Regions from separate parts of the Homo sapiens genome. Here region 2 is linked to region 1. The links are chromatin contacts, found by Hi-C or POLR2A ChIA-PET in ENCODE. All regions are on one chromosome and are shown on one strand. Each heading gives the region's core, a stretch centred on a gene start or an enhancer-like site at or near the end of the contact. The rest is flanking DNA. Distances are from core to core; before and after follow the strand shown. Region 1 holds the start of TBL1XR1 (TBL1X/Y related 1). Region 2 holds the start of TNIK (TRAF2 and NCK interacting kinase).

Region 1 (4,084 bases), core at 1,465-3,964:
ATGGTAATCATGCAAAACCTTTAATTAGGTGTCGAGAATACAAATATCAAAAAGATTCTTAGACATACGTATTAAAATGCTTAACACTTCTTTGAAGCAACCAATGCAAAAATATCATCTCTGCAAGGGGTCACTCCATTTACCACCAGTGTCTCCCACATTAATACCCAAAGCTGGTATACGTTAAAAGAAAAATGTCATAAACTGACGGTGAGCTTTGCAACAATTTTTATGCCATTAACATGTCACTTTATTAAGTTCCTTAGCAATAAGAAAAACTTTTCCCAGGCACGTAGTTTTCGTCCCCCATACAGTTTAGTATTTTGTCCTGTAGGTCGGATTCCAACAACTCAAACGTCAAAAAAAATAGTAGTTATTTATGAATTTAATGATTGCGATTACATACATCTCAGTGCAGGATAGGGTTGAAAAAAAAAATCATATTCCAAACAAGAAAACCTGGATTTAAGAGCAAGAAGCCTAATCACACATCACACGCCTAACTGCTCTCAGGCATACTTTCTTCCTGCAGCCCCTCCCCCACAGGTAAATGCTAACTATTTCTAGAACTCTCAACTATTTGGGAAGCTTGCCATCAACTCCCATGATACCACCCAACCCACACCATGTTTTCGGGGAGACAAAGGTGCCCTACTTCCCCAGACTATAAACTATTAAAATGGTGAGAACATACAATCCCAGGAAGTCGGCATTACTAAAATACATCAATGTAGCATGGGTCTTATTTTAACAAAAATGAAAATGAATCACACTGGAAAACCCAAACAGTCACTCATTGTATCTTCAACGTGTAATCGAAATTATTTATTCCAAGTTATTTCAGGTAAGTAGATGAACACACCACGAGGGCCTTATTATCCAAACTGGTGAAGAAGCCTTTAGGAAAAACGGAGGGGGAAGATCACTTAATTATATGAGGTGGGGGGTAGAGCAACCATTCAGTCTTAAAATTCAAACTAAAAATAACCTGGCATTTTCACCCCCCACATTTTATTAACAAGCTTGTTTAGATCAGCATACGGTTCCTGTTTGGAAAACAAGAAAGTGAATAGTAAACTTTCCTAAGTCAACTGTAAATCACATAGGTACTAAAACTCTTCACCCCTGGTGCCTGCACAGTCCAAGATTTCAAGTAAACTCCAGACACTGAGAACACCTAATTTTTAACTAGTTTCCAACATTTCTCATTTGTAATCACCAAATTATCTTAGAGACACTTAGATAACCTAACAAAGAGAGCATTTTTTAAAAGCCACAACCCAAATTTTACATGAAATACACCATTTTCACAACCTAAATTTAATCCCGGTTGCCACTGCGAAGTGATGCCTGTTTCAGCAAATTAAGAACTTCCAAAAATACTGAACACGTTAACACATGCATGGCTTCCCTCGAGCTGCCATTTAAGATTAATATTCCACTTAAATAAAAGTCTGCTTCTGTTCAAAAAATTAAATCGGTTGCAAAGAGGAAGTTACCGAGAAACCACCCTCACAACGTGGCCTTTACACTGTCAGAAAATAACGTGACTCTGTGCCACCCAAAACTTACCAGGAAGCTGGCAATAACTTTGCCAATTCTACACTCCTGAACCCAACTTCAAAGAGCCTCCACCAAATACCTCCTTAAGACGATAAAAAGCACTAAGTTACAAATAAACACGTCCCGGAGCAAGGCCCGGCTGCCGCGCGCCCCTCCCCCGGCCGGCGCCCCCGCCCCGGACGCGCGGCCCCAACAGCCGCCCGCAGCCCCCAGCACGCCGGCCGGGGTCGCCGCGCCCGGGCCGGGGACGCGCCCGGGGAGGGGAGATTTCCATTGCCGCCCGAGGTTTCACAAAATAGCATGCACCGAAAAGCTCCTTCTCCTCTGCTAAAAATAGGCTATAAAGGAGTCGGCCTCATGATGGCTCCTTGATTCAATTTGCTGCAAATCCTTTCCTGAAAGCCTCCCCCCCCAAACACACACGCACAAAAAGGGGGTGTAAATGCACGAAGGGAGGAAGAGGGGGAGAAGGCCGAGGTGCACATTTTCGGGGACAACATAATTAGGGTGAGGATCCCCCGAGACCGGGAAAGGGTAGGGGGGTGGGCAGGCACGTGAGCATTTCAAAGAAACCTGAGAGAGGAAAACGGGGGGATGGGGGCGCCCCAAGTGCCCTCCCTGCCTTCCCTTCCCCCACGCAAGCCCAGTTCCCCCAAGGGCCAAGTTGAAAAATGCATGTTCCACTCGCGCCCATCCCCCCGCGGCCCAGCGCCCCCGGCCGCCTCTGGCCCGCGCCCCCCGCCCAGGCCCCCGGCCGCCCCCACTCCAGGGTCCGGCCCCCAGCGCTTACCTGGAAACGGTGGCCTCCAACGCCGCTCCCCCCTCCCGGGAATGGAGGCACAAGGAAATTCCCCTCCTCGCCGCCGCCGCCACCGCCTCCAACCACCCCCAAAATAACCCCTCCGGGGGGTGAGAGGCAATTATAACCCCAGCGAGCGGAGGGCGCGGGGGATGGGCGCCGGGCGGGCGGGGGCGGGGAGCGCGGCGCGGGTCCCCAGGTGGCGAGCGGAGGTGCTCCCGCCGCGGGGGGAGGGGCGGGGGCGCACGCGGCCGGCGGCGGGGGGAGGCGGCGCGCGGGGGAAGGGCGCGAGCGGGGAGAGGAATTGAGGCAGAAGGTAAAAGCTGTTACTAAGGGAAAGAGCCAAACGGTTCGGAGCAGCCAACGGCTCAGACACTCAACACTGGGGAGAGAGGAATGGGGACCAGCCAGGCACAAATGAGCTCGCGAGGCCCGCGGCGGCGGCGGCGGCGGCGGCCGCGCAGCAAAACAAACCCGAGCGGCCTGCGCCGGGCGGGCGGGCGAGCGGGCGGGCGGGCGCGCGGGGGAGGGGCCGGCGGGGGAGGGGCGCCGCGGACGCCGGGAGGCGGCGGCGGCGCGGCGGGGGGGCTCCAGCGGCCGCGCTCCTCTCCTTCCCGGCCCGCTCTGGCGGCACTGGGGGCTGGGCTGTGCGGCGCATTCTTTTAAAAATCAGGCGAGCCCCGCGGGCACTCGAAGGCGCCTCGGGGCCCCGGGCCGCCCGCCCCGCCCCCACCGCCGCGGGCCGGCCTGGGTGTGCTCGGGTGTGGGCCGCTGGGCCCGAGACGGGTGGGGGCGGGGAGGCCCGCGCGGTGGCCGGGGTGGAGCCGCCGGCGAAGTTTCCCCAAGGACGCCGCGGGCTCCCGCGTGTCCGGGGGGCGGCCCGGCGGCGTTGGGGGCTGGGCGCACACGCGGCGGGCATGTGGGGGAGTGCGGCGCGGCATCATATGGACATTTGTTTGTGAAAATCTCTGTGAACACCTTTGTGTGCGTAAATACATATGGTTCTCCGAAGCGTACCTGGAAAGGTGCTTTATCTGTAATAAGCGACTTTCAAAATGTGATCCAGAGCACGGGATCTGGAGAGAAAACACGCACACAAGAAAAGGTTTTTGATACTAAACACAAAGCTGTAATTGAAGTATTTATGCCCAAATGTACTGTGAATCAAGCATATGGTGGTATTTATCATCTGGTGGGTCTGTTTGAAAGGTTTGCTCGATCAGTTCTTATTTCACAAAAATAAAATAATGTAACTAAATGTTTACTAAATATATACCTGCACAGTGGCATCCACAGTAGAAGTTTATCCACTTTGTGTACTTTTTGCATGTGTGAAGCACAGCAAGGCGGTTTATAAAGTATAACTTAGATGAGTGATAATGTGGCAGTATGGTTGAGGGAGGGTTGTTTTTAAAGAAGGGAGGCACCTCACAGGTTTTAAAGCAAATGGGGTGGTAATCTTTCTAAGACTTTCAGAAAGATGGGGTAGGGTGCTTTTTAGAGCTTTGTATAAGCTCAGGACTGGAGAAGCAGCCACCCTTTTACATTAAGATACGACTTGAAACCTTTTTGTTATTTCGCTTATTACTGCCTTCAAAGCAAAATAATGTTTGCAGCTTTCTTAAAGGTGAAGGGTTCTGTTTTCCTACTTTCATCAGAATATTTGAAAATAGATGTAGTGATCACTTTAAAGCAACCATCATTTCCTCTCAATATCAGAAA
Region 2 (3,685 bases), core at 930-3,429, 5.7 Mb before region 1:
CCGGCAGCAACTCCCAGCGTAGAAAGTAGGGCAAATGAACACACACAGTCGGTAAAGCAGGAAGCCACAGACCTGGCCAATGCACCCACCCTGTTACCAACCCCACCCCGCTGCGCAGGGGGCAGCCGGTTCTTGATGTGGCATTTCCACTCCAGGGAAATAGACAGCTTCCTGTAATAATGCATGAATGAGCTTTGGCTGCCCAACTATCAGAACAGCCCATTTCAAACGGCATCTCTGTTTCTTCTCAACTCCTTACTTGCCTTGCTGAAACCTCATCTCTTAGCCCAACAGATTAAGACGAAGAGAGAAAGACTTATTCAAAGAGATGTGGAGGAAAAGGTTTAATTAAGGAGACCAAAGAGAAAGTACCACTTTGATCACAAAGGTAGCACTTTAATATATCAGTGCAGATAGCGGCAATGTCAGAAGTACTAGGAATCCAGGTAAATGGCCCCAAGATTCAGCATCAATCTAACAATGTATTCCTCAGGAGGGCGTGTGAACTTCCATGCTTCATCCATCCTGGTGTCTCCCTGTAGAGAGCCACCATGAATTCCTTCTCATCCACCCTCCATACATCAAGTATATGCACTCGCTTTCTTTTTAATTTTATTTTTGGTTCGGGAGAGGAAGAAGCAGTCCTTAAATTGGTGTCCAATCCTTCTCAGACACCCGCTGCTGCCACCATCCCCACCCCTCACCCCCTTCCAGGCAGGCAGCATCTAATTAAAATGGCAAGAAAGCTCTGCCCCCTTCCCCAAAGGAGTGTGTTGGGATCGGGAGTTGGGGGTGGGGAAGCGTCGAAGCAGCACTTGGATTCCTGGTATTCTGATCTCAAAACAACAGCAAAATGGATTCTATATCAGTGATGTCTTAGTCAATACAATGAAACGGCGTCTGAGGTAATTCACGTGAAGGTAAACGCAAACCAGTGGGGCTGGGGGGAGGGAGGTGCTCTACAAAGGACTGGCCACAGACACGGGGAAAACACACACAGACACACACACACACACACTCGCACACACTCCAGGGAGTTCCGGTCTGATTGAGGAAAAGCAGAAAACACATCCCTTTCACCTGCTTAAGTTCAGCCATAAAACTGAAACGTTACAGCCACAAAGTCAGAAAGAACAGGCAGGGCTGAGTTAAAGCCATAAATAAAGGTGAGTGGCAGACTGGCATTTAAGGGAGCGCTGAGAGGGCGCCCGGGCGCGGGAGGTAGAAAAGGGGGAGGGGGAGGCAGTTGCCATCTACAAGACCAGCATAGCAATAACTGCCCCCTTGGAGCGGCAGGTTCGGCTTCGCGGGGACAGCCAGCCTCACAATGTCATCTTGCAGGTAGCTGGAAAACGTGAGGGGCCAGTGCCTTTATTCACGCTGGCATTCTTTTTGCAGAAGGGACAGTCGGGTCTCGCGCCTTGGCACCAGACAACTGCCCGGGGCGTGTACACACACACACACACACACACACACACGCACACACGCCTTTCATTTTAATGCTCTTACACCGGTATAAGATGAAACTGGCATAAGCTCTACGAGCCCTCGGGAGAGCCTAAGCCACGGCCAGAGGAAGACACGTACCGCACAGCCCCTGCCGTAGGGGCTCAGCCAGGAGCACCTCAGCAACCCCGAATCAAAACGGGAATCCAGGTTCCCTCCCCGACGCATTCTCCCGCTGCTGTCCCCCTGCCCCAGCCCCAGCCCCCAGTCCACGCACCGAGCCCATTCACCCTAACCCAAACCACTGGAAAGAAACCAGAAAACGTCCTGCTCACCCTCAGAGCCGAGAGATCTATTTCATCCAGGCTTCGAGCCGGGGAGTCGCTCGCCATGTCTACTTCTTCGCTGGAGAAATGGACCAAAACCACCCCGAAGCTTTTCCCTTGGAAATTCCACCTTGGTCTATTTCACTCGCGTCCTCATGCGGGTGTCGCGCCAGAGGCCCCGGGCCCAGCCTCCCCCGCCCACCCCAGCCCCACAGCGCCGGATCCCGATCCTCCGCGCGTCGGTCCGCCGGGTCCGGGAGCCCAGCCTGCGCGGATCTCCAAGCCCCGAGCAGCGGTGCGTGTGGGCTGAGCGCCCCGATCGGCTAAGGGCGCTGGGGCTGCGTGGGTGTATTTAAATGGGACATGCTTCTTTGCTTGTGCGTGGATGGCGGCTGCATTGGCTGTTATAATGAGACACATCAACTCCTCCACTCAGCAGGGGGAGGGTGGGGGTGGAGAACCACGCAGAACTGTCTATCACCGCTTCCTGGGAGGAGTGAAGGGGGAGTGGGGAGGCGGAGGAGGCGTGGTCTTGGACTGGGGAGAGGCCGCGCTTCCTGACCCGGTCCCTCTGCACCAGCGTGGAGGGGGGAGGGGCGCGCACCCTTTCCGCCCAGGCTTTTGCGGGCTCCTCGGGCCGAACCCGAAGGGGCTGTTCCTGAACCTTGACTTGTTATCATAGGGACCCAAGCTCTATTTTTGTGTGGCCAATTCGTGCACTGCAGCAAAATGGCCCTTCAGTCGCGTCTTGGGGTTTCTCCTCGGTTCAAATGCTCTCGCGCTGAGAAAAAGCCGGAGGAAAAAAAAGCGACACCCTCCCTCCCCCATTAATTATTTGTGGGGCCGGAGTAACGCGGGCTGGTGCAACCGGTGCATATAAGGACTTGTGTGCAAGGAAGGGGATCCGCCTCCAGGCGCGGAAAGAGTAGGGAAGAAGCGCACACGCACAGTGCACCCAGCTGGGCGCTTCGGCAGTTTGCAGCTGCGGCGGGGTCGGGTCCACCCGCGGTCCCCGGAATGCCGGACGGCTGATCCCGGGTGCTGGTCACTCGCCGATTCGGGGCTGGGAAGGTTTGCCAGAAGCGGGAAAGATGGGAGATCTGAGCGCTCTCTTGGCATCGCCACACCCAGGACTTGCTCGTGCCGCAATTCCCCACGGAAACAACCGAGTTGAAACGAGAAGCTTGCTCTCTGGGTGCAGTAGCTAGAAGGCTTCAGGTAACTCCAAAGCCAACACTGGGTGAGGCAACACACGCCGCCTCAGGACTCAGCATTTCTTTCAGGCTGCGTTTTCGTGGCAGACCTACCCAGATTGATGGAGAAAGTTTGGCTGGCGGATAAGAAGTAACGCGGAAGATGTGTACGTGAGAGCGATTTCACTTCACTCACTTTCTCATTTAAAGGTTGGATGTTTTACAGTGGTATACATGATTCTCCTTCTGTAATCAAGAGTGGGAAGTCGCTTCCCCCAATCCCCGCGCAGCCCTTCTTCTCCCGCCTTAGCCATGCAAAATACCTAGAAAGAAAACACTAAAACTGAACTTTTTTCCAAATACAGCAGTAGCTTTGAAAGCATTCTTTGCTCCTCTGTTAACAGCAGAATGTAATTCTGACCACTGCACTGATGGTTTCTTAATCATGCAGTATGAAGATCAGCTTCAAAATAAGTCTTATGAATGAATGAATGAAAGCCAGTGCAGTTAGTTCATCATGACTGCAGACATTAGAGGACTTTGAAACAACCTTTGGTGTACATTGTACTGTTTTTGTTACTGATATTGTATGTATTCATATGCATTGTGGATCATGCACCATGAAACTTGAAAATTGTTCCAACATCTCAATGGCCACAACAGTTTGGTAGCTTTTGCCTGTAAACGTTGTATGTAAACATTTGAACGTGTTATACTAAA

Evidence for each region. Hi-C counts contacts between places; a loop is a spot of excess contacts on that map. ChIA-PET counts read pairs that join two places held with the same protein, here RNA polymerase II (POLR2A). Pooled maps may share reads with other maps.
Region 2: a map of CD8-positive, alpha-beta T cell shows a loop between it and region 1 (6-fold over the local background). The contact joins the promoter of TNIK here to the promoter of TBL1XR1 in region 1. A Hi-C loop is called at or near these places in 1 of 168 maps with a recorded cell type or tissue (CD8-positive, alpha-beta T cell) and 4 of 50 pooled maps. POLR2A ChIA-PET finds 5 or more read pairs at or near these places in 1 of 52 experiments (naive thymus-derived CD4-positive, alpha-beta T cell).

The regions. Positions count from the first base shown.
Region 1 is chr3:177,194,768-177,198,851 of GRCh38, forward strand. TBL1XR1 (TBL1X/Y related 1) reads right to left here and starts at 2,715. Exons shown (of 16, transcript NM_024665.7): 1 at 2,354-2,715. RefSeq lists silencers at 1,757-1,806, 2,287-2,386, 2,497-2,686, 2,927-3,306 and enhancers at 2,292-2,801, 2,802-3,309.
Region 2 is chr3:171,458,226-171,461,910 of GRCh38, forward strand. It overlaps TNIK (TRAF2 and NCK interacting kinase), which reads right to left and starts at 2,180. Exons shown (of 33, transcript NM_015028.4): 1 at 1,782-2,180. The coding sequence starts at 1,838. LOC102724479 (a long non-coding RNA gene) reads left to right here and starts at 993. Exons shown (of 3, transcript NR_189068.1): 1 at 993-1,166. RefSeq lists a silencer at 1,810-1,869 and an enhancer at 2,881-3,381.